2 separate regions of the Homo sapiens genome follow, and region 1 is linked to region 2. Evidence: chromatin loops called from intact Hi-C (ENCODE). Cell type or tissue: adrenal gland. All regions are shown on one strand. Links, peaks and the distances in the headings refer to the core of each region. The heading gives the core; the rest is flanking DNA. Region 1 overlaps LRIG2-DT (LRIG2 divergent transcript). Region 2 overlaps TAFA3 (TAFA chemokine like family member 3).

Region 1 (15,781 bases), core at 6,418-11,417, 320 kb after region 2:
CTGAGGGAGACTCCCTCTAATAAAAAAAAAAAAGGATTTAATAAACAAATGAGAAGTGATAGGAGATTTTAGCAGATACCTATTCTGCTCTGCTGTGGTGGAGCCTAGCCTTAGGACATGAGACACTACTCTATAAGCCTAGGACCCCGACTCTGGCTGTGGCTGTGGATGCTTCTGAACAGTGCTAAGTGGAAGCCCATGAAAGAACAGACTGTTCTCAAGGCCCATGGAGGAAAAGATGTTACAAGCCATCCCTCCAGATTCCTGGACAAGCTCTGAGTCCCTGCCCAGAAACCAAAAGGTAAGTATAAGTGGGCCAAATGCAAGAACTCCAGGTTTTCAGTCTTTACCACTGACCAACAAAATGACCGGATTTTTTTTTTTTTTTTTTTTTGAGATGGAGTCTCACTCTGTCACCCAGGCTGGAGTGCAGTGGCATGATCTTGGCTCACTGCAACCTCTGCCTCCCAGGTTCAAGCAATCTCCTGCCTCAGCCTCCGGAGTAGCTGGGATTACAGGCATCTGCCACCACGCCTGGCTAATTTTTGTATTTTTTAGTAGAGATGGAGTTTCTTTTTTTTTTTTTTTTTTTTTTTTTAGACGGAGTCTAGCTCTGTCACCAGGCTGGAGTACAGTGGTGCAATCTTGGCTCGCTGCAACCTCTGCCTCCCTGGTTCAAGCGATTCTCTTGCCTCAGCCTCCTGAGTAGCTGGGACTACAGGCATGTGCTACCACGCCCAGATAATTTTTATATTTTTAGTAGAGACGGGGTTTCACCATATTGGCCAGGATGGTTTTGATCTCTTGACCTCGTGATCCACCCGCCTCAGCCTCCCAAAGTGCTGGGATTACAGGTGTGAGCCACCGTGCCCAGCTAAAATGACCTTTGACATCTGGCCTGACCTCTCTGTTTCTTCCTTTTTTGTTAAATGAGTACTCAAATAAACAATAATAGGGCCAGGCACGGTGGCTCACGCCTGTAATCCCAGCACTTTGGGAGGCCAAGGCGGGTGGATTACCTGAGGTCAGGAGTTCAAGACCAGCCTGGCCAACATGGTGAAACCTCGTCTCTACTAAAAATACAAAAATTAGCTGGGCATGGTGGCACATGCCTGTAATTCCAGCTACTCGGGAGGCTGAGGCAGGAGAATCGCTTGAACCTGGGAGGCGGAGGCTGCAGTGAGCCGAGATCGCGCCACTGCACTCCAGCCTGGCAACAGAGCAAGACTCTGTCTCAAAAACAACAACAACAACAACAACAACAACAAACAACATTAATAGCTTCCATGGCCAGGCACTTTTTAAGATAATTTACATAAATTTTAAAAGTAGTATTAGTAAAAAAAGAATAATATTTTAATTTATAAAACATTACTCTCATTTTATAAATTAGAAAACTCAGGCCAGGCGCAATGGCTCATGCTTGTAATCCCAACACCTTGGGAGGCCGAGGTGGGCAGATCACAAGGTCAGGAGTTCGAGACCAGCCTGACTAAACTGTTTTTAGTTTCTACTAAAAATACAAAAATTAGCCAGGCATGATATCATGCGTGCCTGTAGTCCCAGCTACTCGGGAAAAGAAAAAGAAAAAAGAGAGAAAAAAAAAGAAAACTGAGGCACAGAGAGATTCAGTACCTTGCCCAAGAGTGCCCAAGTATTTGTGTACATGACTGAGTCAGGCTGTGTGACTCCAAGGTGAGTAACCTATGCCAGTTACTGGGAATGGGCTGAAAGGGTTTGCAAAGGAAGCTGAAGACCATTCTCACCCTGCCCTGGGGGAATCATGGAATGGTGCCAAATAGAAAAGGCAAGTTTAGGCTGTTCTAGGTTTCCCCTTCCAGAAATGACGTTGGCCTAAAACCATGGTCGTCAAATGTTTTTGTTCTTATATTTTGTAAGAGACTTGAAAAACCATGTACCCCCTTGTACGTTTTAAAGTTAGCAACTGACATTTTTCATTGTAAGTTTAAAGAGCTGTAAGATAGAATTACTGGCTTTTTGTGATTAATATAATAAAACTATGAAAGCACTTTGTTTTGTTTTTTGGAGAAGGAGTCTCACTCTGTTGCCTAGGCTGGAGTGCAATGGCATGATCTCGGCTCACCGCAACCTCCGCCTCCCAGGTTCAAGCGATTCTCCTGCCTCAGCTTCCTGGCTAATTTTTGTATTTTTAGTAGAGACGGGGTTCCACCTGGCTGGCCAGGCTGGTCTTGAACTCCTGACCTCAGGCGATCTGCCCGCCTCGACCTCCCAAAGTGCTGGGATTACAGGCTTGAGTCACTGAGCCCAGCCGAAAGCACCCTTTTAAAGGAATCTACAGGAATATAAATATAGTAATTTGATATTACCATCATCAATTTAGAAAATTCATGACTACACTTTTTTTTTTAAATTTTTATCTTTATATATTTATTTGAGACAAGGTCTTGCTCTGTTGTCCAGCCTAGAGAGCAGTGGCACATCACAGCTCACTGCAGTCTCAAACTTCTGGGCTCAAGCCATCCTCCCAGCTCTCATATCACACTCTTTAATTTTACATTATTTCTTTTTTTTTTTTTTGAAATCATATTTTGAATCCATTTCTATGTAATCTTGTACTAATATAATTAGTGATTAAAAACATTTTATGGCCGGGCACAGTGACTCGTGCCTGTAATCTCAACACTTTGAGAGGCCGAGGTGGGCAGACCACCTGAGATCGGGAGTTCGAGACCAGCCTGACCAACATGGAGAAACCCCGTCTCTACTAAAAATACAAAATTAGCCGGGCATGGTGGTGCATTCCTGTAATCCCAGCTACTCGGGAGGCTGAGGCAGGAGAATCGCTTGAACCCAGGAGGCGGAGGTTGCAGTGAGCCGAGATCGTGCCATCGCACTCCAGCCTGGGGGACAAGAGTGAGACTTCGTCTCAAAAAAAAAAATTTGGAATTGTCCCTTTGATGCCTTACATGCTTTTTTCACCCCAGAGTAATGCATCATTTGTCAGGATTAGGGAAGAGTAAGAGATAAACTTTTTTTGATAAAGTGAGAAGAGGGCAATTGAGAAAATGAGATGGGAAAAGAAAATCAGGGCTGCAGATGTCCTCTGGGGCGCATCAAATTGAGGATCTAGAAATTGATTTCTTTGAAACTAACCACTGCCCTGTACTCCTTGGAAAGTATTTACATACCTACCCTAACCACTACTGGCAGCCCTAATGATCTCCATGTTAAATGTGTTTCTCCCAGCCACACCTGCCCAGAGGGAGAAACTGGGTCATGGTAGCAGTAACCAAGCAGTGCTCTTTGTTCCTTACCCCACCAGATTTACACAACCTATAACCCTCTCAGTGATCTTCTGAGTCATTCTGGAGTCTCTGGGGGTAGATTTCATATGCTCACTAATTGGTCTTCTTGGCCTCTTGGTGGTTTCTGCTCATTTCATTCATCTCCTATAGCTTGGCACAGTAGAACTGCTAGCCTCTTAGCTGCCAGAGCCAAACAGACTGTTCCATGTGAGAAAACCAACCTCCAGATTCCTGGGGCGTTTCTGGTGTAGTGACCTTCCAGAGGGAAATCTACCCCTACTCCTATCCAGTACTCTTCCCTGCCATGAGGGGATTTAGAAGGGAAAGCACTCCCTGCTGACAGTTCTTACAGGGGTTTGTGAAACAAATAATCCCATTTGGTCACCCTTTTGGTTGAGAAGTGGTGATAAATGCTCGAAGTGGTCTGAAGTGCCAGGTGCTATAAAAGAACAGAAAGGGGCCTGTGATCCCTGACTGCACTTTATATTTCAGCATTACCCACTATTTTTTCATATCCCACGACTCAAGATTCCCTCTCAAGTCTTTGCTCTTTGATCTCCTTGATGAACTCACATTCACCCTTCAAATCTCATCTCAATCCCTTCTTTCAGGATGTGTTCCCATTCCGCTAATGCCCTTGAGGGTTTTCTGCTATCTCCATGCTTTTACTACATTTTGGTTTATTTGCTCTTACTATATATTTTCTTGTTAGTCTTTGTATCCAGTTAAACTATGGGCTCCTGAGGGTGTTGGGACTCAGGAGATACCACATTTAAGTATGACTGTAGGAGACAGAAATATGCCACCCCAAAACATGCCTTTTTGGCATATTAATAATTTCCGGCTGGTTATTTTGAGAAATTGCAGACATAGGAGTAGCTTTGGAAAGTTACTCTTGTAAGAGAAATGTGCAGTTGACCCTTGAACAACATGGGTTTGAACTGCACAGGTCCACTTATACTCAGATTTTTTCTTTTTTTTGAGACAAAGTCTCACTCTGTCACCCAGGCTGGAGTGCAGTGGCACGATCTTGGCTCACTGCAACCTCCACTTCCTGGGTTCAAGCGATTATCCTGCCTCAGCCTCCTGAGTAGCTGGGATTACTGGTATGCACCACTACACTGGCTAATTTTTTTTTTTTTTGAGATGGAGTTTTGCTCTTGTCACCCAGGCTGGAGTGCAATGGCATGATCTCGGCTCACCGCAACCTCCGCCTCTTGGGTTCAAGCGATTCTTCTGCCTCAGCCTCCTGAGTAGCTGGGATTACAGGCATGTGCCACCATGCTCAGCTAATTTTGTATTTTCAGTAGAGACGGGGTTTCGCCATGTTAGCCAGGATGGTCTCGATCTCCTGACCTCGTGATCCACCCGCCTCGGCCTCCCAAAGTGCTGGGATTACAGGCGTGAGCCACCGCGCCCAACCCAGAAATGTTTTTTAAATTAAGAAAAAGTTGGGCCGGGCACGGTGGCTCACGCCAGTAATCCCAGCACTTTGGAAGGCCAAGGAGGGTGGATCATGAGGTCAGGAGAGCGAGACCATCCTGGTTAACACGGTGAAACTCCATCTCTACTAAAAAAGAAAAATACAAAAAATTAGCCAGGCATGGTGGTGGGTGCCTGTAGTCCCAGCTACTTGGGAGGCTGAGGTGGGAGAATGGCGTGAACCCGGGAGGCGGAGCTTGCAGTGAGCCGAGATCGCGCCACTGCACTCCAGCCTGGGCGACAGAGCGAGACTCCATCTCAAAAAAAAAAAAAAAGAAAAAGTTGAGTGTGTCATAAATGCATAAAATATATGTAGATACTAGTGTACTTTATTATTTACTGCCATAAAAGATATATAAATCCATTATAAAAAGTTAAAATTTATCAGAGGCCAGGCATGGTGGCTCACACCTATAATCCCAGCACTTTGGGAGGCCACCAGGCGGATCACCTGAGGTCAGGAGTTCGAGACCAGCCTGGACAACATAGTGAAACCCTGTCTCTACTAAAAATACAAAAAATTAGTCGGGCGTGGTGGCACATGCCTGTAATCCCAGCTACTTGGGAGGCTGAGGCAGGAGAATTGCTTGAACCCGGAAGGCGGAGATTGCAGTGAGCCGAGATCATGCCATTGCACTCCAGCCTGGGTAACAGAGCAAGACTCTGTCTCAAAAAAAAAAAAAAAAAAAAAAATCAAAACTTACACATAAGTACACTTACAAACACTTGCACCATTCACAGTGGAAATAAATGCAAACAAATATAGAGATGCAGTATTAAATCATAACTGCATACAATTAACTGTAGTAGGCTGGGCACAGTGGCTCACACCTATAATCCCAGCACTTTGGGAGGCTGAGGTGGGTAGATCAATTGAGGTCAGGAGTTCAAGACCAGCCTGGCCAACATGGTGAAACCCCATCTCTACTAAAGATACAAAAAACAATCAGCCGGGAATGGTGGTGCACGCCTGTAATCCCAGCTACTTGGGAGGCTGAGGCAGGAGAATCGCTTGAACCTGGCTACTCGGGAGGCTGAGGCAGGAGAATTGCTTGAACGCAGGAGGCGGAGGTTGCAGTGAGCTGAGATTGTGAACATTGCCCTCCAGCCTGGGCAACAAGAGTGAAACACTGTCTCAAAAAAAAAAAAAAGTGATCTCTCAGTTCTCACATAGTTTTCATCATGTTTAGTGCAATACCATAAACCTTGAATAACACCTTGGGACCATATGAAGTGCCATTAGTGATGCTGGAAGTGCTCCCAAGAAGCACAGAATAGTTATATCATTACAACAAAAAGTTGAATTGCTTGATATTTCCACAGATTGAGGCCTGCAGCTTGTACTTGTCTGCCATTTCGAGATAAATGAATCCAGCATAAGAACCATTAAAAAAAAAAAAAAAGGAAAGGAAATTTGTGAAACTGTCACTGCAGCTATACCAGCAGTCATGAAAACCTTGCACTTTTTGCAAACTACCTTTATATCTTGTATTGAAAATGCAACTTTTATATTGCATTTATTTTATATTTATTTTGGTGCAATATATTTATATTGGTGCGGTATTGCTATAAGAAATTCATACGTATATAGTCTAATATGATTCCAGAAAAAGCAAAGTCATTATATGACAACTTGAAGCAAAAAGAAGGTGAAATCTAAAGCGAGAGAATTTAATGCTAGCAAATGATTGTTTGGTAATTTTAGAAAGAGGTTTGGGTTTAAAAATGTCAAGATAACAAGAGAATTATTAGCTTCTGTCAACTAAGAGGCAGCAGATGATTTTCCAGACGTTATGAAAATCATTGAGGAAAAGGGATATCTACCTGAATAGGTTTTTAATGCAGATGAAAGTGCTTGATTCTGGGGAAAAAAATGACCCAAAGGACATTTATTAGTAAGGAAGAGAAGCGAGCACCAGGATTTAAGGCAGGAAGAGATAGGCTAACTCTACTGTTTGTACAAATGCAGTCAGGTTTAGATTAAGACTGCCCTTATCTGTAAAGCTGCTAACCCTCAAGCTTTGCAGGGAAAAGATAAATACCAGCTGCCAGTCTTTTAGTTGTGGAACAAGAAGGCCTGGATAATGAGAATCCTTTTCTCTGGATTGGTTCCACTGATGCTTTGTCCCTGAAGTCAGCAAGTACCTTGCCAGTAAGGGACTGCGTTTTAAAGTTCTTTTGATATTGGACAATGCCCCTGGCCACCCAGAACCTCATGAGTTCAACACCAAAGGTGTCAAAGTGGTCTATTTGCCCCCAAATATGTCTCTAATTCAGCCTCTAGATGGGGGGTTCATAAGGACCTTTAAGGCTCATTACACATGATACTCTATGGAAAGGATTGTCAACAGTATGGAAGATAACCCTGATAGGAACATCATGACAGTCTGGAAGCATTACACCATTGAAGACATCATCATTGTTACAGAAAAAGCTATGAAAGCCATCAAGCCCAAAACAATAAATTCCTGCTGGAGAAAACTGTGTCCAGATGTTGTGCATGACTTATCAGGATATATGACAGAAGCAATCAAGGAAATCATGAAAGAGATTGTGGATGTCCCAAAAAAGGTGGGAGATAAAGGGTTTCAAGATACAGATCTTGGATAAATTCAAAAGCTAATAGACACCACACCTGAGGAATTAACAGAAGATGACTTGATGGAGATAAGTGCTTCCAAACCAGAGCCAGATGAAGAGGAAGAACATGTAGAAGCAGTAGTTCTAGAAAACAAATTGACATTAGACAATCTGGCAGAAGGGTTCTGATTATTCAAGGCTGCTTTTGACTTCTTTTACAACATGAGCCCTTCTGTGATATGGACACTAAAACTAAAGAAGGATTGGTACCATATATGGAGGCTGGGAAGTCCCAAGATCAAGCTGCCAAAGAGGGCTGGTTCCTCATAAATGATGCTTTCTAAATGTGTCTCACAGTCTCCCTCCAGCTCTGTTTTTTGAGACGGAGTCTTGCTCTGACGCCCAGGCTGGAGTGCAGTGTCGCGATCTCAGCTCACTGCAACCTCCGCCTCCTGTATTCAAGCGATTCTCTTGCCTCAGCCTCCTGAATACCTGGGACTACAGGCATGCGCCACCACGCCCAGCTAATTTTTTAATATTTTTCGTAGAGATGTGGTTTCACCATGTTTGCCAGGCTGGTCTAGAACTCCTGACCCAAAGTGATCTGCCTGCCTCAGTCTCCCAAAGTGCTGGGATTACAGGCGTGAGCCACCACGCCAGGCCCCCCAGCCTCTTTTATAAGGCCACTAATCCCATTCATGGGGGCTGTAGCCTTCTGACCTAATCAATTCCTAAAGTCCCCATCTCTTGATTGGTATCACATCAGGGACTAAATTCCAACAGATGAATTTGTGGGGACATCAACATTCAGACCATAGCAGCACTTCTGTCTGTCTTGTTATCTTCTGCTGCATAAACAGAAGGGAGTAGTGCCTTTAAATCAGCCCAAGCGCCTCTGGGTATCTTGAAGATAACCAGCTCTTTCCACAGGCCTTTGTGACTCTGGAGGTTCTCAGATCTGGAGGGTGCTAAGGAGGGGACAGGTCAGAAGCCTCTGGGCATGAGTTGTTGGACACAGCCAAGGTCAGAAGAATTCTTGATTTTTAAGTAGGTAGAGCATCCATCTCTGCTGGAGGGGAAAGGAGGGGCCTTCTGTGATTCTTCTGCCAGTTGGGATGAAAGAAACAGTCAATGGAGAACCAGCCTATTATCTGAGCTCAGCCCTCTCCAAACAATGCTCTTGTTGATACATTCTCTGCTTCTTTTTCAAGGGGAGGGAACAGCTGTAGGCTGATCTATGAAATCTTCTGGCCTGGAATTGGAAGGATCTGGCCTGACTCTTCTGGGGGAGGCCATCATATCAGGATGTTATCCAAGCAAGCCCCTGGCTCAGATCTATACATTCTATTTCACTGCATTTGTGTACAGCAGTGCTGCTCAAAATGTGGTCAGTCCTCCACTGGCATCATTAAAATACCTTAGGAGTGTTAAGAATGCAAATTCTTGGGCCCCGGGAATTCCTGGGTAAGGCCCAGGAAGCTGTGGTTTAACAAGCTCGCCAGGTGATTTTTATGTTATGCTAAACTATGAAAAGTACTGCTATGTGGGATTCTCTCTCTCTCTCACACACACATACACATACACGCACACCACACAGCTACCTAAAACTCCTGCAGCTGCTAATGCCACTTGGTCATTTTCCTGTGGTTTTCCTCAGCAGGGCCCTGGGATTTGTTTTTCTCCACTGTGGACCTTGTTCATTTCCTGCTGCTTCCAAGAGGTTGGGAGAGGAAAGAGAGCAGGAATGAAGGCGGGAGGGGGAAGGGGTTAGCTAAGGCAGTGTAGCTTTCAAGAATGAAAAGGAAAAAGCTTAGTGACAGTGTTCCTTTGTGAAGAATTCAGCTTTATGTTGATGGAGCTGCAAGTCATTAGCAACCCAGGCATATGGCCCGAGTTGACCGGGTCATTCTCCGGGGCCAGATCGCCCTCTGCTGCTGACTGATAAATAACACTCTGGGACTCGAACTGCCAAGGAAAAGAGGAAGAGTCTCTGGGGCTAGGGTGGGAGGGAAAGAGGACATGACTAAGGCTAAGAGATCACAAAGTCACCAGGCTGTAGAAGAATCTTGTTAAATTCCTGTGTGCAGGAAAGGAAGAAGTAGCCAAATGAGCGGGCGTTTCTAGGACTCATTCAAGAAACAGTAGGATTCACCCAAGATCTCCACTAGCTCCTGTGATCCTAGCTCCCAGCTTAATGAGGCTCTGCAACCATTCTCCCTTTTATTCCTCACCTTTACCTCACTTGGAACATAAAGGGTGTTTAAAATGGGAAGACAGGCTGGGTGTGGTAGCTCACGCTTGTAATCCCAGCACTTTGGGAGGCCCGGGCGGGTGGATCACCTGAGGTCAGGAGTTCCAGACCAGCCTGACCAACATGGTGAAACCCCGTCACTCCTAAAAATGCAAAAATTAGCCAGGCATGGTGGCGCACGCCTGTAATCCCAGCTTTTCGGGAGACTGAGGCAGGAGAATCGTCTGAACCTGGGAGGCAGAGGTTGCAGTGAGCCAAGATCGCACCATTGTACTCCAGCCTGGGCAACAAGAGCGGAACTCCGTCTCGGAAAAAAAAAATAATTAAAAATAAAATGGGAAGACAGCCACAAAAAAGAAAAAAATGACAAAGTTTTGGTGTCGAGGCATTTAGGGGCAATTAGGCTTTTCAGAGGTTTTTGTTTGTTTTTTTGTTTTTGTTTTTTAATCTCCTTGTCTCAGACTTTCTTTGTTTCTTTTGCCTCCATGAAAGCCCTGTGTCTTTCAGTCTTTCTTCTCCTGCCAGGGAACTCTTACTCCACAGCTGTGGAGTCAGCCCTTCTCAGCCCTTCTCAGCCCTTGCCCCACTTTATTGCAGTTGGGAATGACAGTTCATGTGGGTCACTGGTGAAGAGAGCAAAGATTTGTTCACAGAATAAAAGCTCAGGCACAGCAGTTGCTCTGCCAGCCATGGGCAGTGACCCATTTCCTCCTTCTTCTTGCCTTTGTCCCTTCCCAGCTCAGACTATAGCTGGTCACTGAAGGTCTTCACCCCTCTACCACTCACCCTTGCGACTCCTGCTGGGAAGATAACTTCAGAGTCAGGTCTGGAAAATTACTTAAATCGCCCTAAGGGGCTGAGGTGGAGTAGGGGGAGGGGTGTAGGAGGTGGAGAATTGGGGGTGGAGATGAGAGTGCAGGTGGGCTGGAGATCAGTGCCATAGCCAAATTCTTCAGAATGTTTTCGTGTCAGCTCAGCACGATGGCTCATGCCTGTAATCCCAGCACTTTGGAAGGCCGAGGCAGGTGGACTACCTGAGGTCAGGAGTTCGAGACCAGCCTGACCAACATAGTGAAACCCAGTCTCTACTAAAAATACAAAAAATTTGCCGGACGTGGGGGCGGGTGCCTGTAATCCCATCTACTCGGGAGGCTGAGGCAGGAGAATCGCTTGAACCCAGGAGGTGGAGGTTGCAGTGAGCCGAGATCCCACCACTGCACTCCAGCCTGGGCTCGACAGTGCGAGACTCCATCTCAAATAATAATAATAATAATAATAATAAAACAAATAGAATGTTTTTGTGTCATGAAACACTCTAGCCTCTCCCCCAAGCACCCTCATGTATAGGGTGAGTCCATCTAAGTGAGGCCAAGCCCTTTAACCAAAACAAACATCTTTAAATAAAATTTTATTTGCTTCGTTTTTGGTCTACATGGGACCAAATATCTGAATCTACCACATTTGGATAATTTTGCCAATATTACCCCAAATATATGCTGGTTATCTGTTCGTATCACTACCTTGTGGTTATGGTACTTGAAGGACAATTTCGTCACTCCTAAGTCTTCATCGTGAGCAAGGTTTTTTGCATCTCTGGAGCAATAGTGTGCCTGAGTTGACTATAATCATGGGCGCTTTTGTTGGCAAGATGTGGGACTGGTCTCTGCACATACAGGCAGGTAGGGGGTTAAAGAGAAGAATGGTTACTAGAAGGCATGAATCACTTACATAATTTGCAGGGCTAAGTGTAGAATGAAAATTCAGGATATCTTTTATTCAAAAATTATTAAGAATTTCAAGATGATGACAGCAGAACACTAAGCATGAAGCCCCTTCTAAGACTGGGGACCTGTGTGATGGCATAGGTCACAGGCCCATGAAGCCAGCCCTGGTAGAAGGTACCCTAGGGAGGGTGTGGGCTAACAGATTCAAAGAGCAATGGGACATCCCCTTGTGTTTAGATTTTCCTCAATTTTAGTGTCATTCCCTTCTGTGATCCTCAAAACTTCTGTCAGGCTTTTTTTTCCTGGCACCTACTTGTTGGTTTTAGGTATTCTTTGGGGAGTAAAGGGTAGAGCCTGTGTCCAGGCTTGGGGAACCACATCTCGGGGAGAAAGCAACAGCAGTCAGGGAGAAGTCAGTCCCTAGATGGCATCAGGTGACCTGAGAGCTATGGAGCACAGCAAGGGTGGCAAATGTACTTGGGGAGGACACCTGCAAATGCCAGGGTCATATTGACTTTCTCCCAGTATTCCTGCCACAAACAAACAAACAATTAAGTAAAGGGAAGTCTAATAATAAGAATTAGCCTCTCAGGCCGGGCGCGGTGGCTCACACCTATAATCCTAGCACTTTGGGAGGCCCAGGCGGGTTGATTGCCTGAGCTCAGGAGTTTGAGACCCGCCTGGGCAACATGGCAAAAGCCCGTCTCTACTAAAAATACAAAAAATTAGTCGAGTGTGGTGGTGTGTGCCTGTAATCCCAGCCACTCAGGAGGCTGAAGCAGGAGAATCGCTTGAACCTGGGAGGCAGAGGTTGTAGTGAGCCAAGATTGCGCCATTGCACTCCAGCCTGTGTGACAGAGCGAGACTTTGACTCAAAAAAAAAAAAAAAAAGAATTAGCTTGTCATATTCCAGAGAAGACGATTGGAATCATTGAAATTTGTATATTAAAGAAAATGTCGGCCGGGCATGGTGGCTCATGCCTTTAATGCAGGCACTTTGGGATGCCAAGGCGGGTGGTCACGAAGTCAGGAGATCGAGACCATCCTGGCTAATACGGTGAAACCTCATCTCTACTAAAAATACAAAAAATTAGCTGGGCGTGGTGGCACGCGCCTGTAGTCCCAGCTACCTGGGAGGCTGAGGCAGGAGAATTGCTTGAACCTGGGAGGCAGAGGTTGCAGTGAGTCAAGATTGCACCACTGCACTCCAGCCTGGGTGACAGAGCAAGACTCCGTCTCAAAAAAAAAGAAAAGAAAATGTGGCTGGGGACAGTGACTCACGCCTGTAATCCCAACACTTTGGGAGGCCTAGGTGGGTGGATCGCTTGAGGTCAGGAGTTCGAGACCAGCCTGGCCAACACAGTGAAACCCTGTCTCTACTAAAAAAAAAAAAAAAACATAAAAATTAGCCTGACGTGGTGGCTCATGCCTGTAATCCCAGCTACTTGGGAGGCTGAGGCAAGAGAATGGCTTGAACCCAGGAGGCAGAGGTTGCAGTGAGCCAAGATGGCGCCACTGCACTCCATCCAGACTGGGAGACAGAACAAGACTCTGTCCCAAAAAAAAAAAAAAAAAAAAAGAGAAAATGTAACCTGATTCTGTAGTCTCAGGCTGATGAATTTTGGAACACTTAGCCGTATAATCAGGTGTCACTGGTATGGCATACTCCACAGTTTGGGATATAAATATAGTCTCATCTTTTATTTTTCCATTAATCACTTGAGAGCCCAACTGCAGTTAGTGGCAGGAGGTCCAGTATCTCCCTGGAGACCTTCCTACCAACCCTCTGAATTGTTCAAGAACAAGGGCTTCTGCCTGTCTTGTCAGGTCCTTGGGAGAGAGTGGAGGAGATGGTGTTCTCGTGTTAATTGAGGCTGAGAAAGCAGCACTGCTCACGTTTTGCTTTATTTTCTTCCTCTCCTAGGCAGAATCAGTGTTACATTTGTGGTCAGATGAGCTAACGACATCCTTCCTGACTTCTTTCTCAGAATTAGGAAACCCTGATTAGCATTTAGAACCTCATTTTCACAGACTTCACTCATTAAAACATCAAGACCTAGGTAACGCACCACTGAAATTTCATAATATGGAGGATATGTTTAAATATGTTTAAAATATGTATTTTTAACTGTGGTTAAAATATGTTTTTAAAATGTTTATGAGTCAAAATAATTAAAATTGCCATTTAACGTAAGAATTGATTGTTGCTTCTTCTTCTTCTAAGAGAGATGACAAAATTCTGTTTGGTGGGGAAATAAATCTCTATCTTATTCCCTGCTCTTCCCAGAAGCTATTGGGGGAGGCAAAAGGAAAAGAGAGCTCGAAGTGGTCCTGAGGGGTTGGATCTGGGGAAAATGCTCACAGGATAGCAGGGCACAGTCACAAAGCTAGCTCTGCAAAGAAGGCCTGGGGTTGAATAGGGGGTAGAGAAGTCAGTTGCTTGTGTAACAAAATTGAGGGGAATTGAGTTTCTGGGGAGGCCAAGGGAAAAGGAAGAGGTGCCCGAAAATGGAATTAGCAAGGAGGAGTTGGGAAAGAAATGATGGTCAGATGCACTTTTGCAGTGTTTCTGTCTCTCCACTGTAAACCTCCTCCCTCTCCAGGGTCTGATATACACACCAATACCTTTGGCTAATAACTAATAAAACAAGTAATTATGTAACATTTGCATGTACCATACTGTTCTATGTATTTTACATACATGAACTTATTTAATTGTCATAATCTTATGAAGTTGGTACTGTCATTATTCCATTTTCATAGATGAAGAAAATGAGGCACAGAGGGTGAGTAATTTGCCTATGAATACTCAGTTAATATTCTGAAGCCTCACTGGATATTAACATGCTATTATTTATTTAAATGTCAGTAATCCAATAGGTTAAAAACCATTGGTGAGAATGTAAATTACTACAACCTCTATGGAAAACAGTATGGAGATTTCTCAAAAAACTAAAAATAACTACCATTCTATCCAGTAATCCCGCTACTGGGTACCTACCCAAGGGAACATAAATCATTATATCAAAAGGACACCTGCACTCATATGATTATCTCAGCACTATTCACAATATCAAACATATGGAATCAACCTAAGTATCCATCAACCATAATTGGATAAAGAAAATGTGGTATATATACTCAACGGGATACTATTCAGCCATAAAAACAAATGAAATCATGTCTTTTGCAGCAATGTGGATGGAGCTGGAGGCCATTATCTTAAGTAAAACAACTCACACACAGAAAGTCAAATAACACATATTCTCACTTACAAGTGGGAGCTAAATAATGTGTACACCTATACATAGAGTGTGGAATGACGGAGCTTCAGAATGGTGGGAGGGGTTGAGGGTTGAGAAATTACTTAATGGGTACAATGTACACATTATTCAGGTGACAGATACACTAAAAGCCCAGACTTTGGCCGGGCGCAGTGGCTCACCCCTGTAATCCCAGCACTTTGGGAGGCCAAGGCAGGCAGATCACTTGAGACTGGGAGTTCAAGACCAGCCTGACTAACATGGAGAAGCCCCATCTCTACTAAAAATACAAAATTACCTGGGCTTGGTGGCACATGCCTGTAATCCCAGCTACTCAGGAGGCTGAGGCAGGAGAATCGCTTGAACCTGGGAAGCAGAGGTTGCGGTGAGCCGAGATCGCGCCATTGCACTCCAGCCTGGGCAACAAGAGCAAAACTCTGTCCAAAAAAAAAAAAAAAAAAAAAAGCCCAGGCTTCACCACTACAAAATATAACCATGTAACAAAACCACACTCCTTAAACTGTATTTCTTAAATTTATACAAATGAAAAAAACCTGGGAGATATTTAATGCTAAGAACACTGTGCAGGAGGCTTTAAATACATTTTCTCAGGCCGGATGCGGTGTCTCAGGCCCATAATCCCAGCACTTTGGGAGGCCGAGGCAGGCGGATCACAAAATCAGGAGATCAAGACCATCCTGGCCAACATGGTGAAACCCCGTCTCTACTAAAAATACAAAAATTAGCTGGGCATGGTGGTGCATGCTGTAGTCCCAGCTACTCGGGAGGCTGAGGCAGGAGAATCGCTTGAACCCGGGAAGCGAAGGTTGCAGTGAGCCGAGATCACACCACTGCACTCAAACCTGGTGACAAAGCGAGACTCCGTCTCAATAAACAACAACAACAACAACAACAAAAATGTTCTCATTTAACTCTAGCAACAATCTTGTATGGCAGCTATTACTATCCTCACTCCACAAACGAAGAAACTAAGGCATAATAAAATTAAGAATTTGCCACAAACCATACCACAATACTCAGGATTTGAACACAGATCTGGCAGACTTTTCCACCCATATGCTTAGTCACTAAGCACACTGCCTTTCAGAAGAAAGAAGACCTGGTCAGTACTTTCCTAAGTTAAACGGTGCTTTAACAAACGGTTAAAGACTCTGGGTCTGTTTAACTTAGAGA
Region 2 (15,726 bases), core at 1-5,000:
GTTCCTAGGAGAGATGCCTGAGTTGGATTGGAGGATGTTGCAGCTCAGAGGGAAATAGGATCACCTGAGAGAAGACAAAGCTGCATTTGTGATGGTCAAAAGGAGGGTTCCTGGAGGGCAGGGAGAAGAGATCTCTACTCAGGAAAGAGGCACATCTAGAAGAGTGGGAAGCTCAGCCCAGGGAGCACACCCATCCCCTGGGAACTGGCACCTCTTCTCTGTGTTCCTCCAGATTCCCCTTATGCTCTCGCTCCTAGGAGCTAGGACTCAGGGGTCTCTGTCCTTCCGGGGCCCCACCATCCTATATGTTTCAGTTCTGCCTCCCTTTAGAGAGGTGAGGGAAGAGAGGTTCTTAGGGAGAAATGGAAAGCTATTGGAGGCTGTGGCCTTCAAAGGCTCAGGGACCTGGAGTGTCCCCATTCCAGCCCTCTGGTGTGGGAATGGGGGCAAGGGATGCTAAGCCAAGCCAGCTCCATGTGAGTCCAGGAAGCAGGTGCCATAGTGGGTAGGAGGTGGAAGCAAAGAGGATCAGGGCCTCAGGTATCTCCCACGTGCCTCTTCCAGCAGGAATCTGTCAGGTTCTGCTCCTTCCTTGACCCTCAGCTCCCTCCCAAGGCCAGAGAGATGACAGCTGTGATTCTTAGACCCCTCCCTACCATCACCCTGCTTCACTCTTGGGATAGAGAAACTCCCTCAGGCCACCCTTCTCAGGCTCACCACCCTGTGTGATCCCAGAGTCTGCAAGAGCCCCTCCAGATTCCCAGGCCAGAAGAGACTGTCCCTGCCCTGGCACCTGAGAACAGCTTCAGAATTGGGCTGAACTTCAGTGCCCAGCCCACCCCCTTGCCCTCTCCCAGGTTCTCCTTCACCCCCTGCAGAGCCATCGGCTCCCTCTATCCTTTGCAACCCCCTATGAATCTTTCCTACTTGTCCAGGTGGAGTGAGTCTGAGGACAGCAGATGAACAGACAGAAACTGAAAGATCCCCAAAAAGGTAAGTGGGGAGACATTGAAGATGGGGAGTAGCGGGGGTGGACAGAGATCAAGTACCCTATCTGAGGAGCAACTGGGTCCTAGCAGTTGGTTTGGCCTCTGGTATTCCCAAAGCTGCACTGGCACTTGTGGGGGCCCAGCAGTGGTCCAGGCTCACCCCTGAGCTTTTGGCCTTGCTGCATCCTGGGACTTCTCCTGCTCCCTTCAATGGCTGGGCAGCTCCTAGCTACTCTGTGCCTCTTGCTTCCTTAGGATTCCCTCCATTTCCAGCCTACCCTTCAGGGTAGCTTTGGGAGGCCCAAACCATCAACGATGAAAGAGGAAAAGGAAAGGGGAAGAGAACAGAGGCAAGGTGGTGCAGTGGGCAGAGGGCAGGCTTCTAGGCTCTGAACTCTTCCACCCACATGCTGCCTGGCCTTGGGCAAGTCATTTGACTTCTGTTAGCCTCGGTTTCACCTCTTCCTTTTTAAATTTAAATTCTGTTTAAATTGAAGTGCTACTGCATTCCCGTGGTTGGCAGCTCAAAAAGCAAGAAATAAATCAGGAGAAAAAGTCTCTCTTCTACCTCCATCTCCCAACCAACCAGTTTCCCTTTTGGATGGCAAACAATATTACTAGTTTTAAAATATATTTTTCAAAGCTAGTTTATGCATATCTGAGCAACATAGATAATCCTTCCTTTATACACATTTTATTTTATTTATTTTTGAGCTAGGGTCTCACTCTGTTGCCCAGGCTGGAGTGCAGTAGCACAGTCATAGATCACTGCAGCCTCAAACTCCTGATCCTCTCACCTCAGCCTCTGGAGTAGCTGGGACTATAGGTGTGCACCACCATGCCTGACTAATTTTTTAATTTTTTGTAGAGATGGGGTCTTGCTATGTTGCCTAGGCTGGTCTCGAACTTCTGGCCTCAAGTGATCCTCCTGCCTTGGCCTCCCAAAGTGCTGGAATTAGAGGCATGAACCACCACTCCTGGCCTGCCTTATACACATCGTATACACACCATTCTACACTTTGCTTTTTTTCCCCCTTAACAGTGGATTATCACTGGAGATCACTGCATGTGTCAGGACATAAAGCAATTCCCCATTGGTTTTTTTACAGCTATCTGGATGGGACTGCATTTGTACAGACTCTTTACGATGTATTCAGCCAGTCTTTTACTGATGGTTGTTTAGGTTATGTCCTAGCTTTTTGAGCTTTGGTTTTCTCATCTGTAAAACAGGTAATAATAATGTTGCTTTGTAGGACAGTTGTGAAGAATTCAAGAGTGTGCATGTGAAGTGCTGGAACCAAGCACTCAAAGAGTAGGAGTCAGTATTATTGTCCCTCCCATGTCACGACCCTCCATGGGCCCATAGCTAGTTCATCCTCCAAGATGCCTCTTAAATGTTGTCTCCTCCAAAGGCTCTCCTTTTCTTCCTGCAGCACTCACTACTGCCTGCATGACTCTGTGCCAGGTCGAAAGATGCCTGGGGACAAGGTGTGCCTCCTCCCCATCTTTGTGCCTCCCAGAGTGTGTGGCACAGAGAAGGTGCCCAGGTGCACAGGGGAGCTTCTGCCTGGAGCTGAGCAGAATGTGTGCTTCTCTCCGCAGGATGAGTGAGAGGGTCGAGCGGAACTGGAGCACGGGCGGCTGGCTGCTGGCACTGTGCCTGGCCTGGCTGTGGACCCACCTGACCTTGGCTGCCTTGCAGCCTCCCACTGCCACAGGTTTGGAGGAGGTGGCAGGGCCCGGGGAGGGAGTTTCCCAGGACACCTGGGGAGCTGGACACCACTCCACCGTGTTCCATAGCAGGCAGGTCTCCCAGGCAGAGTAAAATCCAGAGATTCTAGGGGTTCCGGCTCCTCCTCTGCTCTTTACCCAGGAATCTCTGCCCACCCCAGCTGTCCCGCCCCAGAGAAGGTCTGGGCAGACCCTTTGCTCACCTCTCCTTCCAGGCTGGAAGGTGTTCTGTAGTGAGAGAGGCCCTCGGGTGAGGGCTTATCTCTAGCCTCCTGGCCTAATTCTATGGTTTTCCTTCTGGGATGGCTAAAGCCTGTGTAAGCGGATGATCCTCCCCACGCATTGTAAGCCCTGGGGCCCTTGCCCTCACCCTGAGGAAGCTGGGGAGGCGGGGCTGGTGCGGGACTCTGTCTTCTGCCCAGGGGCCGTGCTCTGCCAAAGGGTGAAGAGCACAGGCCTCACAGGGGAGGGAGGAAGAATAGGAGCTCTGTGAAGCGGCGGGAAGATTTCATCCACTTCCTCCTCCCCTGCCACTGGCAGTCTCTTCCATAGCCCTCCCTGCAGCAGGGAGGAGGGGCTGGAGGCCAGCCCGGGTGGGCGGGAGGGAGCGGGGTCGGGCGTGTTGGGCGTCTGATCCTGGGCGGCTCCCCTCAGTGCTTGTGCAGCAGGGCACCTGCGAGGTGATTGCGGCTCACCGCTGCTGCAACCGGAACCGCATCGAGGAGCGCTCCCAGACGGTGAAATGCTCCTGTTTTTCTGGCCAGGTGGCCGGCACCACGCGGGCAAAGCCCTCCTGCGTGGACGGTGAGTGAGAGGCCAGGACCCGGGCAGGGCCCTGAGCAGAGCCATAAGGAGGCCTGTTCAGGCCTCGCCATCTGCTGGGGATACAATTTCATACCCGTCTCAGGGCTTTCATGAGCAGTCTCAAATGGTGGGGCCCCCTCTGGGAGAAGAGGGCAGACGTGGCCATCCCTGTGTCATAGATGAGAAAAGCTCTTGTTATGCGCACAGCCTCCCACACTCACGTGCCCTCTGCCTGTTGCACACACAGGAGCGTTCCCTCACACAGCCCCACTCCTCTCCCCACACACTTCCTCCAGCTCCTTCCCCTGCTGCTCCTTCCCCTGGCTGTCTCAGCCTACTCTCCTCTCCTTCTCAGCCCTTCTCTCACACTTTCCTATGTGGACACGTGTGATCCTTCACACCCACACTCATTACCCTAACACTCATTTGGCACCCCATACACATGCCCACTGTGTCACGCGCATACCAGCTATGCCAGCTATGCACTCCTGGTCTGTAGACCCCTCCAGACGACTCACACCCTTGCTCACACACCACAGAGGGAGTATACTGGTTGTGCATCGATGCTAGTGACATGGTCACCTTAGAGACATTTTTGCCTGCCTTCACCCGTCACTGTCTGGGGAGATGCAGGGATCGGTGGGATTAAAGTTGAGAGGGTTACGTCCCCAGGCCTCAGGCTGAGTACTGCCTCTCTGGGCAGCCTGGAGTAGGGGAAAGACAAGGGAAATGCATGGCTCAAGGCCAGGGGTGTGTGGAAACGTGCACCTCATTCGCAGACCTGCTCTTGGCTGCCCACTGTGCTCGTAGAGACCCTAGAGCTGCACTCCGCCTCCTGCTCCCACAGCCTCCATCGTCCTGCAGAGATGGTGGTGTCAGATGGAGCCCTGCCTGCCGGGGGAGGAGTGTAAGGTGCTCCCGGACCTGTCGGGATGGAGCTGCAGCAGTGGACACAAAGTCAAAACCACCAAGGTACCCTGGGTGGGCACCTCATCCCACCCTCCCCTTCCCTCTCTACCAAGGGCAGAAAAGGGGGCACAGGAGCCTTGGAGGTCTAGGATGTCAGTGTCCCAAGGTGAGATCGTGAACCATGAAATTCACAGACAGTCCTCTCAGGTCTGTTCTCACTGGGGACTGGAGTTAGGGGGGTCAGGACTTGAAATCCAGTGTGTCCTGGGAAGATTCTTGATGTCCATATACGCTGGTTTCCTCCTGTCTGCCTGGAATTAGTTTGCCTCCAGAAAATATCAGGCCTATAAAAACATAGTCCATGGAATACTATGCAGCCATAAAAAATGATGAGTTCATGTCCTTTGTAGGGACATGGATGAAATTGGAAATCATCATTCTCAGTAAACTATCGCAAGAACAAAAAACCAAACACCGCATATTCTCACTCATAGGTGGGAACTGAACAATGAGATCACATGGACACAGGAAGGGGAATATCACACTCTGGGGACTGTGGTGGGGTGGGGGGAGGGGGGAGGGGTAGCATTGGGAGATATACCTAATGCTAGATGACGAGTTAGTGGGTGCAGCGCACCAGCATGGCACATGTATACATATGTAACTAACCTGCACAATGTGCACATGTACCCTAAAACGTAAAGTATAATTTAAAAAAAAAAAAACAACATATTAGAGCAGCAAAAAAAAAAAAAAAAAAAAAAAAGAGCTTAAAACAGAACTACCATTCAACCCAGCCATCCTATTACTGGTATATACCCAAAGGAAAATAAATCATTTTGCCAAAAAGACACATGCACTTGTATGTTCATCAAAGCAGTATTCATAATAGCAAGGGCATATAATCAGTCTAGGTGCCAATCAACATTGAATAGGATAAAGAAAATGTGGCACTTATATACCATAGAATACTACACAGCCATAAAAAAAATAATGTTTTCTGTAACACCCTGGTTGCAGCTGAAGGCCATGATCCTAAGGGACTTAGCATGGCAACGGAAAATCAAATACCACATGTTCTCACTTCTGAGAGCTAAACATTGGGTACACATGGACATAAAGATGGGAACAGTGGACGATGGTGACTACCAGAGCAGTGAGAGAGGGAGGGGAGCAAGGGCTGAAAAACTACCTATTGGGTCCTATGCTTACTACATGGGTAATGAGATCAATGGCACTCCAAACCTCAGTGTCATGCAATATACTCATGTAACAAACCTGCACATGTAATCCCTGAATCTAAAATAAAAGTTGAAATATTAAAAAAAAAAAAAAAAAAAACATAGTCGAGAATGGGAAAAATTATAAGATAATTGAGGGAGGAATTGCTACTTCTACCTGAGCTCCAGGTACAGTAGTCACTCTGTCACTCACCTCTGCCGTGACCATCCCCCACCCCCACCCCATTCCCACTGTTGTTGACTCCCTACAGTTCATACCTACCCTCCTCTAGTCAGATTTCTCTGTCCACTGTCACAGCACCCAAGAGGATTATTATTTTCATGGTTTGCTGCCTGCTCCACAGAACAAGGGGTAATTAAATTTTTTATCAAACTCGTTAGCAGCTCCATGTGTGTCATGGCTAATCAGCCGCATTGCTCTGCCGTCACCATTGGTACAGAAGAGTGACACTGCAGGGCAAGCCAGGGTTCTGCCTTTGGCTTTCCTTCCCTCCCACCACACACAGCAAACAAGCAAACACATAAGAAAATAGAGAAGGAGGGCTGGGTGCGGTGGCTCATGCCTGTAATCCCAGCACTTTGGGAGACAGAGGTGGGTGAATCAAGAGGTCAGGAGTTCAAGACCAACCTGGTCAACATGGTGAAAACCCGTCTCTACTAAAAATACAAAAATTAGCTGGGCATAATGGCACACGCCTGTAATCCCAGCTACTTGGGAGGCTGAGGCAGGAGAATTGCTTGAACCTAGGAGGCAGAAGTTGCGGTAAGCAGAGATCATGCCACTGCACTCCAGTCTGGGCGACAGAGTGAGACTCCATCTCAAAAAAAGAAAAAAAGAAAAAAAAATAGAGAAGGAAAGGCAGCCTTTGGCTTCTGAAGAGAGCAACCATTTTCACAGAGCACACAACAAAAGGAGCTACAGCAAGAAAAAGTTTGGCTCTAAAGTAGAGCATCCTCTCTCTATCCGGAGGCAGGGATGAGGGACAGCCATTCTGAGTATATTTAAGATCAGAAGAGAATGAGACCCACTACAGAGCTTGTGACATTTGTCACCATGTTATAGGTTTGGGTTTGTGGCCTGTAAGGAAGTGCTTGCAATTTGGGTAGCTACTCTGAAGCAAACAGTGGGGAGGCTTGTCTGACGTATGTTTGCATGGGTCACCAGGCCATGCTTTCCCATTCCGGCCTGCTTTAGGGTGAGAGGATTGGCAGCAATGTCCTCTAAGTGACCTGCATATTCTGGGTAGTCTCTGGCATGCTGGAATGGAATAGGCATTCCCTTCTCTAACCTTACCCTCTCGCTTCTTCACCAGGTCACACGATAGCTCTTGGGGGTCACGGCCTGGACAAGAAAGGCTTGACTGAGCCGTGAACTGAAGAATGGTATCCAGTCATCAGCCAGGAAAGATGGGGATTCACTTACATGCCTCATGTCAAATGCAGCATCAGTCTTTCCGGGGCATTTCAGTTAAGCTGCTCAGCAGATATGGATGGATCTGCAATCACATACCTAATGTGGAGCTGGGCTTTTCTGGAGACACGAAGGTCAACACACAATTCCTGCCCTTAAGGAATGTCCAGTTGAATTGGAGAGTTGATGACAGACAATTTAGATAATTTAGGTTAAAGTACTTGATACCAGACTGCGGCTTCTGGGCCACATGCTATGGCATGATGGGGGTTTGGGAATGAGATTCCCACAGTTCTTCAGATACCCTGTGGCCACAGGGCATAGAAACAAGAGGTCACATTCAGCACCCACCACCTCCCTCTTTCGCATCAGTTCTGAATCCCCAGCAAGCTGTTAACATGTTGCAGGAAAACACTCTCCCCTTATGCCAGACCAGCAGTATCTCATTTGGATGGGATTGGATTGACTTGCGGAAGGAAAGTAAAAATAAAGCCAAATAACTTCCCAAATCTTTGGCACAGGTATGGGCCATTCATTGGGTATGGGATGGACAGGACTTTAAAATCATCTCCATCCAAGCACCTCAGGTTTTTGTTTGTTTGCTTATTTTAACAGATGAGGAAGCAGCTCCAGAGAGGTGAGGCAGTTTGCCCAAGATCTCATAGCCTGGGCTCCCAGACCTCTAAGACTGATGACTTTCCACTAGCCTGAATAATAGGATTCCAACGTAGGCCTCCCATGTTAATTTTATGTCAAGTTACTGGAACCAGCAAAGTACAGGCTGGACAGCAGCAACATTTTTCTTGGGAGATGCTAGAGCAGAGACTTTTACTAAGGTCACTGTTCTCCTGTCTGAAATAATCCAGAATATCCACACACCGGGATGTGGGACCATCTGGTCTCCACTCTACTCTCATCCTCCAAATTTCAAGCAGGCCTTATGACACCCAGAGGTCACTCAACTCAGTTACAGCTGGGGCTCAGCTGGCATCTCCATTGCCCACTCTGACCCATCTCTTCTGGGGTCTTTGGGCTATGATTCTCAGAAGGTCTGGCTCCAGGAGAAATTCTGGGTGGGATGTAGAACTGGTTAGAGTCTTCTCTTTTCAAAGGCCCCTGCTGGGCAGCAGGGGTGGAAGGCTAGAGCCTCCGTTTAGAATTAAAGGTCAGTGCAGTCAGGCTGACACTAGATGGCTCAGGGATGACACATAGGCTTCAGGGACTCAGAGGCATGGGCTACTTAGATATCTCATCAGTAAGAGAATTGCAGCCTCTGAGACTGTGGGTGTTGAGATCACCAAGGCCTTAGGGAGGGGGGTGTCAGTAGAGACCCACCTGGACGATGCTGAATTCTGACCCTCAGAAAGACAAATCAGATGATAGTTTGTGGCTGAGTCTCAGCTTCTCCCTCCCTCCCTGCTCAGTAGAACCAAGACTGATATTCCCCTTTTCTTGCCCTACTCCAGTTTATTTTCTTGTTTTTGACAATGGGGTGAACAATGGTGCCAGCTTCTTACTAGAGTGTAAATATCAGAACTCACAACTCAGAATCTCTGCCGATGGTGGGCTCATGGGGTGGGGTAGGTAGGGAGTTGGTCAAAGATCGTCCCCTCTCCCCTCTCCCCTCTCCCCTCTCCCCTCTCCCCTCTCCCCTCTCCCCTCTTCCCTCTTCCCTCTTCCCTCTCCTGCCATGATCTCAGCTCGCTGCAACCTCCCTGCCTCGGACTCCCGTGATTGGCCTGCCGAGTGCCTGGGATTGCAGGCACGCGCCGCCACACCTGACTGGTTTTTGTATTTTTGGTGGAGACGGGGTTTCGCCGTGTTGACTGGGCTAGTCTCCAGCTCCTGACCTCGAGTGATCTGCCCGCCTTGGCCTCCCGAGGTGCTGGGATTGCAGACGGAGTCTCGCTCACTCAGTGCTCAATGTTGCCCAGGCTGGAGTGCAGTGGCGTGATCTCGGCTCGCTACAACCTTCACCTCCCAGCCGCCTGGCTTGGCCTCCCAAAGTGCTAAGATTACAGCCTCTGCCTGGCCGCCACCCCATCTGGGAAGTGAGGAGCGCCTCTGCCCGGCCGCCGCCCCGTCTAGGAAGTGAGGAGCGCCTCTGCCTGGCCGCTGTGCAATCTTCCAAGTGTGAAGTGACAGCCTTTCTGCAGGTGTACCCAACAGCTCCGAAGAGACAGTGACCATCGAGAACAGGCCATGATGACGATGGCGGTTTTGTCGAAAAGAAAAGGGGGAAATGTTGGGAAAAGAAAGAGAGGTCAGATTGTTACTGTGTCTGTGTAGAAAGAAGTAGACATAGGAGACTCCATTTTGTTCTGTACTAAGTAAAATTCTTCTGCCTTGGGATGCTGTTAATCTATAACCTTACCCCCAACCCTGTGCTCTCTGAAACATGTGCTGTGTCAACTCAGGGTTAAATGGATTAAGGGCGGTGCAAGATGTGCTTTGTTAAACAGATGCTTGAAGGCAGCATGCTCTTTTAAGAGTCATCACAACTCCCTAATCTTAAGTACCCAGGGACACAAACACTGCAGAAGGAAAGCCGCAGGGACCTCTGCCTAGGAAAACCAGAGACCTTTGTTCACATGTTTATCTGCTGACCTTCTCTCCACTATTTTCCTATGACCCTGCCACATCCCCCTCTCCGAGAAACACCCAAGAATGATCAATAAATACTAAAATAAATAAATAAATAAATAAAATAAAATAGTGGCTAGACAGAAAAAAAAAAAGAAGAAGATCGTCATTACCTCCTTTAAGGTTGGAGGATGGAGGGTGGGGATGGATTAAGGGATTGGCAAACATTTTCTGGAAAAGGCCAGATAGTAAATATTTCAAGCTTGGCAGCTCACATACAGTCTCTGTTGCATACTCTTTGTTTTTATTGTTGATTTTTTGTTTGTTTGTTTGTTTCATTTTGTTTTAAAATATCTTTAATATACAAAAGCTAGTCTTATTAATAGCTCAAGTCTTAGCTGTATAGAAACAGAATCTGGGTCTGTTTCAGAAGGATGCCAATCTGATGAACCTTTGAAGGCAGGCCATCTCTGCAGTGTGGGACTGCCTCCCAGCCTCCTTGCCTGACTTCTGTGCAATGGGAACCTGAGCATGAGGGCTGGGTCAGGTTTTGTTTTTCTCCTAATGCTTCTTGAGAGATTGGTGAGTGAATTATTTAGGCTACAAATGAGACAGCTTTAGCAGAGTCAGACAATAACAGCCTGTTCTCCTGGAGGCCAGAATAGGGGCTTTTCTCCAGTCATTCTGCACCCTCAAGACTGTGTCCAGGAAGGAGGGAGAGGGCTCGAGCCCCCTGCCCATCTGCTGCATCCACAAGCTGGTGGGCTCTGAGCTGGGGATTGAGCCTGAGAGCAGGGATCATGCTATACAAACTCTCTCCTGAGTTGCCAACCACTGCCAGCCTCTGCCTCAGCCAAAGTCTGGGTTCTGCAACCTTCCCTGACCTCCCTCACCCCTGCTACAGAGAAGACCTCTTTCCTTTGACACATGCTGGAATTTGCTAACTCCTAATTCATTTTTTTTAACTCCTCAAGCCTTCATTTCCTCCTTACCTTTTCATATATTTTTTTGGTGGGCCTTGAGGGGTATCTTTTATATAGCCAGAAGACCCCTACATAGGAGGGTCTGATGGAGAAGGGAAAGTGTCCCACCTCCCCCACAATAGCATCCTAGGGTCCTGTTTCCAACTGAATCAATATTTATGTGCGTTTTTTAGCTACAGTTTAAAAATGCAAATTAATTTTCCTGGAACATAGGGTTCCTGGAGTCATTTATCTTCCTCTTCTCCCCTTACTGGATTGGAATCTCAGTCCCTGAAGTTAGCTGGTACCCACACTGTCCTCAGCTGTGAAGGCCTTAGGAAGGTTACCAACCACAGGAGATCATGTGGCTAACTTCTGTTGGCATCCTAGCAGTTTCATTGAGGCCTATGAGTGACATCCTAATTAACGGTCCCCAGACAGTTGCCTGGATTGAGGCTGCAACTTCCTAAAATCACAAGCTTACAGCTAGAAGGGATTTTAATGTTTTCTTTCTTTCTTTTTTTTTTTTTTTTTTTTTTTTTTTTTTTTTTTTGAGACAGTGTCTCCCTCTGTTGCCCAGGCTGGAGTACAGTGGCATAATCATGGCTTACTGCAGCCTTGGCCTCTTGGGCTCAAGCAATCCTCTCACCTCAGCTTCCTGAGTAGCTGGCACTAATGGCATGTGCTGCCACATCCTTTTTTTTTTTTTTGTAGAATAGAGACAGGGTCTTCCTATGTTGCCCAGACTGGTCTTGTCTTGAACGTCCGGCCTCGAGCAATCCTCCTGCCTCAGCCTCCCAAAGTGCTGCGATTACAGGTGTGAGGCACCACACCCAGCTTGCAAGGGATTTTAGAGACCAGTTAGCCAACTCCCTCATTTGACAGAAAAGGGAGGCTCAGAGAGGCTAGGTGATTTGTCACATAGCAAGCTGTTGATGTGTCCTGTCCAGTGATCCAGACGGTGTTCTTTCTACTACTACACATCAAGTTTAGATGAGGAACCTGAAAAGAAGCTGGGATTTTAACAAGGATGAATGTGAAAGTGTCCCATTCTAAAGTCAATCAACCTTGCGAGTGCAAGGGAACAGAATGAAGAATGGGAAACATGGAGAGATATATACACAGAAGGAGGGCAGGAGGAACAAAAAAGAGGGATTGAGATCACTCATTCAGAAGAACACAATGCACAGCACAAAATAATAAGAACAGAACTGATGCCACATCCAAAACAATTGATTTTTATCCTTTCTCAAGGAGACAGAATGGAGCCCCTGTTAACCTTAGAGAGATCAGCGAAGCCACTTGGATGGCTTCTGGGTTCTTCAGGCTGCATACTAAAGCCCATGGGCTAAATCTGGCCTGCTGCCTTTTTGTAAATAAAGTTTTATTGGAACTTAACTATGCTTATTTGTGTCTTCCTGTCTGACTATTTTTATACTAAACAGCAGAGTTGAGTCATTTTGAAGAGCCCATATGGATCACAAAGTCTAAAATATTTATCTAATCCTTTGTTTTTTGTTTTTGAGATAGAGTTTTGCTCTTGTTGCCCAGGCTGGAGTGCAGTGGTGCAATCTTGGCTCACTGCAACCTCCGCCTCCCGGGTTCAAGCGATTCTCCTGTCTCAGCCTCCCAAGTAGCAGGGATTACAGGTACACGCTACCACACCTGGCTAATTTTTGTATTTTTAGTAGAGATGGGGTTTCATCATATTGGTCAGGCTAGTCTCGAACTCCTGACCTCAGGTGATCCACCTGCCTTGGCCTCCCAAAGTGCTGGGATTACAGGCATGAGCCACCACGCCCAGCCCATTATCTGAGCCTTTGTACAAAAATTTTGCCAACTGATGCCTTGGTGTTTTAGTTGAATCTTTCTCAACATACTTTTGCAATCTGGAAATGATGACTCTGCATTGTTTTCCTGAGTTTAGGGATATATATACATATATATATTTGAGGCTGTGCCTCTGCCTGCTTTAATCCCTTCCAGTGCCACCTGTGATATCTAACAAGCAAAGAAATGAAGACGTAAAGACTAAGAAGCCAAGAGAAAGACTTCAGGACAGATGCTTCCCTAATATGCTGTCACACCCTAGATCAGTTCAGTTCATATTTTCCAGGTTCATGTAACTTCTGCTTTTAAGCTTAAGGAAAATAACTGCATGTGCACCCATGTGTGAAGATGTAATTGTGTGTGCATGTATGCTGCTGGTGTTTCTTTTTTTTTTTTTGAGACGGAGTCTCGCTCTATTGCCCAGGCTGGAGTGCAGTGGCGCTATCTCAGCTCACTGCAAGCTCCGCCTCCTGGGTTCATGCCATTCTCCTGCCTCAGCCTCCCGAGTAGCTGGGACTACAGGCGCCCACCACCGCGCCCGGCTAATTTTTTTTTTGTATTTTTAGTAGAGACGGGGTTTCACCGTGTTAGCCAGGATGGTCTCGATCTCCTGACCTCGTGATCCGCCCGTCTAGGCCTCCCAAAGTGCTGGGATTACAGGCGTGAGCCACTGAGACCGGACTTGCTGCTGGTGTTTCTGTGTGTCTGTGGATTTGAGTATCTCCATGCCTACAAGCAAGGACAATATTCACAATACATAAAAACCAGTTTAGCACAGAGACTGACTCATCAAGACAGGTGCCAGCCCAGGGCACACTGGCAGCACACAACCCAGCACACAACTGCACATTCCCACTCCTCCTGCTATGGCTGAGATGGACTCCAGAACAGAGGAAGGCTCACTTCCCTCTTCCCCACAATGTGAGCAGCTAAGATGGTTTCTGATTTCCTGGGACTTGTGATTTGTCATCAAGCGTGAGTCTAGGCATGTGCATGGGCACAGCAGCTACTGGGCTCATATGGCTCTAAACACTCTATTTAAAATAGATATGTAGACTGGGCATAAGGAGGACCAAGCAACTACCTTTCAAACCATACATGAGGGTACAAACTCCCCTTCAGTCTGGTCTAGAGGAAGTGGATTCCAGCCATTTTTAAAAGGCTAGATTGACCACAAGGCTGGGTGATTGGCGATACACCGTAGCTTCTATTAGTGAAACTCTACCATGTGTCAAACATATATTAAATGGGACTCTTCCCATCTCAAAATTCGGACAGAGGCCCTAAAGATCAGGTAAAATAAAATTGACTATCAACTATACTAAACTCCTCCCACATTCTAAATCAAAATGCTAGACTTGCAAAAGGGGTGATGAATAGCTGTTACCCACCTCCAGACTGCATGAGAAAGGGCTAAGAACTAAGGTTGAAAAGCAGGCGGTAGTGAAGATCTGACTGGAGAGAGTTGTCACTTTCTTCCACCCTGGCCAATGGTGTGATTCTTTCTTACTGTAAGCCACTTCAGAGGGGGTTCCAGAGAAGAACTCCAAGAGCTTGACTTGAATCCATTGGAGCGTATGGGACCCAGGAACTCAGACCTGAAAATAATCTGAAGGCGAGTGGCTATGGCTGGCTGGTTGCTCTGGAGAGAGTCCAGAGGACCACCTTGAGAGTGAGCTGCCCCCAAGAGCTCAGCAGAGCGCGATGTTTGCATGTTTTCCACAGGCCAAAAGTGGACTGCCCAAGAGGGCTGCCTGGAAGAGAGAGGTGAACCCAGCTAGGGAGGGATTACCGAAGCCAGGAGTCTGAGAGGGAGTCATAAGTGGCCAGTGGAAGGAGACATCACCCACATCAAGGGATTTGTAAACAGGGGATCCCCAGCAATAGGGCATCTTCCAGAAATCCAGGAAAGTATCCTCTCACACAAGATAATGCCCAGACTCTGAGATGGAAAGAGACTTAGAGAGACTCATAGACATCAAATAATTCATTCAATATCAAGCAGCTAAGTAAATGGCATGTGGTAGTTTTGTATTGTGTCAGTTTGGGTAAGCTGGAGCTACATTTCCCAGAATCCCATCCCCTGCGTGGTTCTGGTTTAGAGTTGGCCAAAAGATTAATTTGTGAATGATTTGTAAGGCAGAGAAGCGAAGCAGCTGCCACAATTACTTTCTGAAGGCTGTCATAGGTTAGAAGTGTCAGCAGGTTCCAGGTTATACTTATTCTCACCCACTCCACATTTAGCCTTACTTGGCAACTCCTGGCCCTTCCGACCAACAAAAACTGAAAAGCCCAGACCAACCCCAGATACAGAGGCAATAGACTTTCATAAACTTCTCCTCTCTAGGATCCTGCTCCAGCAGCTGGCATTCCTGAGTCCAGAAAGTTTGATTAGTGGCTTTTCTCTGGTCCTCCAACTTCTTCATTCAAACCTTTACTCTCCCAGTTTCTCCAGCAATTCTGTAAAGCCACCCTCCCATAATAAATCTCTTATTACACAACACTCTTAGTGTTTCTCCTTCCCTGATGGAACCCTGACCGATACCATTAGTATCAATCATAAACATCAAGTAGGTATTGGAAATGGCTCCAGAGGAATAGAACATTAGGGATAAAAATTTCGAACTGATCTGGTTAGATTGAAAGGCATTAATGATCCTATTACCATTGGTATAGGTGACACTGGTAAATCATGGCATGCAGTGGCAAGAGAGGTACATGAATTATCACCTGTAGTCACCTGTAATACAAACGTCTTTAAAGGCAAGTCTTTGGCTGGCCAAGTAGTTGCCCCCACTGAACATTTTAATGGAAATAGAGAGCAAAGGAGTGTTCGTTGATTGCTTCTAAGTGTACTCAAACATGTGGAGGAAGAAAATGATGAGCTCAGGACTTTAAATGCCAAGCTCAAGGTTTGATTACAGGAGCAGGATGCTTCTATTATTGCCTTAAAAGAAACCCTCATTCTGCTGGGCGCAGTGGCTCAAGCCTGTAATCCCAGTACTTTGGGGGGCCAAGACGGGAGAATCCCCTGAGGTCAGTAGCTCGAGACCAGCCTGGCCAACATGGTGAAACCCCCGTCTCTACCAAAAACACAAAAATTAACCGGGCGTCACGGCACATGCTTGTAATCCCAGCTACTTGGGAGGCTGAGTGAGGAAGGAGAATCGCTTGAACCCAGGAAGCTGAGGTGAGCTGAGATCGCACCACTGCACTCCAGCCTGGGTGACAGAGTAAGACTCTGTCTGTAAATAAATACATAAATA

The links. Hi-C counts contacts between places; a loop is a spot of excess contacts. Peaks named below come from ENCODE experiments on the same cell type or tissue, not always from the same donor. Only the 100,000 strongest peaks of a DNase experiment are listed, where the experiment ranks them.
Region 1: it touches region 2 in a loop (3-fold over the local background); 78 of 110 quality-filtered maps call a loop at or near these places.

Annotation. Positions count from the first base shown.
Region 1 is chr1:113,033,538-113,049,318 of GRCh38, forward strand. LRIG2-DT (LRIG2 divergent transcript) reads right to left here. Exons shown (of 3, transcript NR_103777.1): 2 at 14,886-15,024. Among named protein-coding and RNA genes, the nearest start is that of LRIG2-DT, 32 kb to the right of the region's middle. RefSeq lists enhancers at 8,182-9,101, 9,130-9,424, 10,023-10,942 and a silencer at 9,285-9,334. In adrenal gland, for the core only: a CTCF peak has its summit at 9,270 (motif pointing left); a DNase peak (open chromatin) is centred at 9,274.
Region 2 is chr1:112,719,642-112,735,367 of GRCh38, forward strand. It overlaps TAFA3 (TAFA chemokine like family member 3), which reads left to right. Exons shown (of 6, transcript NM_182759.3): 2 at 936-993; 3 at 2,592-2,707; 4 at 3,375-3,524; 5 at 4,372-4,496; 6 at 6,988-7,594. The coding sequence starts at 2,593. The coding sequence ends at 6,999. Among named protein-coding and RNA genes, the nearest start is that of TAFA3, 8.6 kb to the left of the region's middle. RefSeq lists a silencer at 4,203-4,407. In adrenal gland, for the core only: no CTCF peak of the experiment used is centred there; DNase peaks (open chromatin) are centred at 380, 2,870, 3,310, 3,750 and 1 weaker place; H3K4me3 peaks cover 598 bases.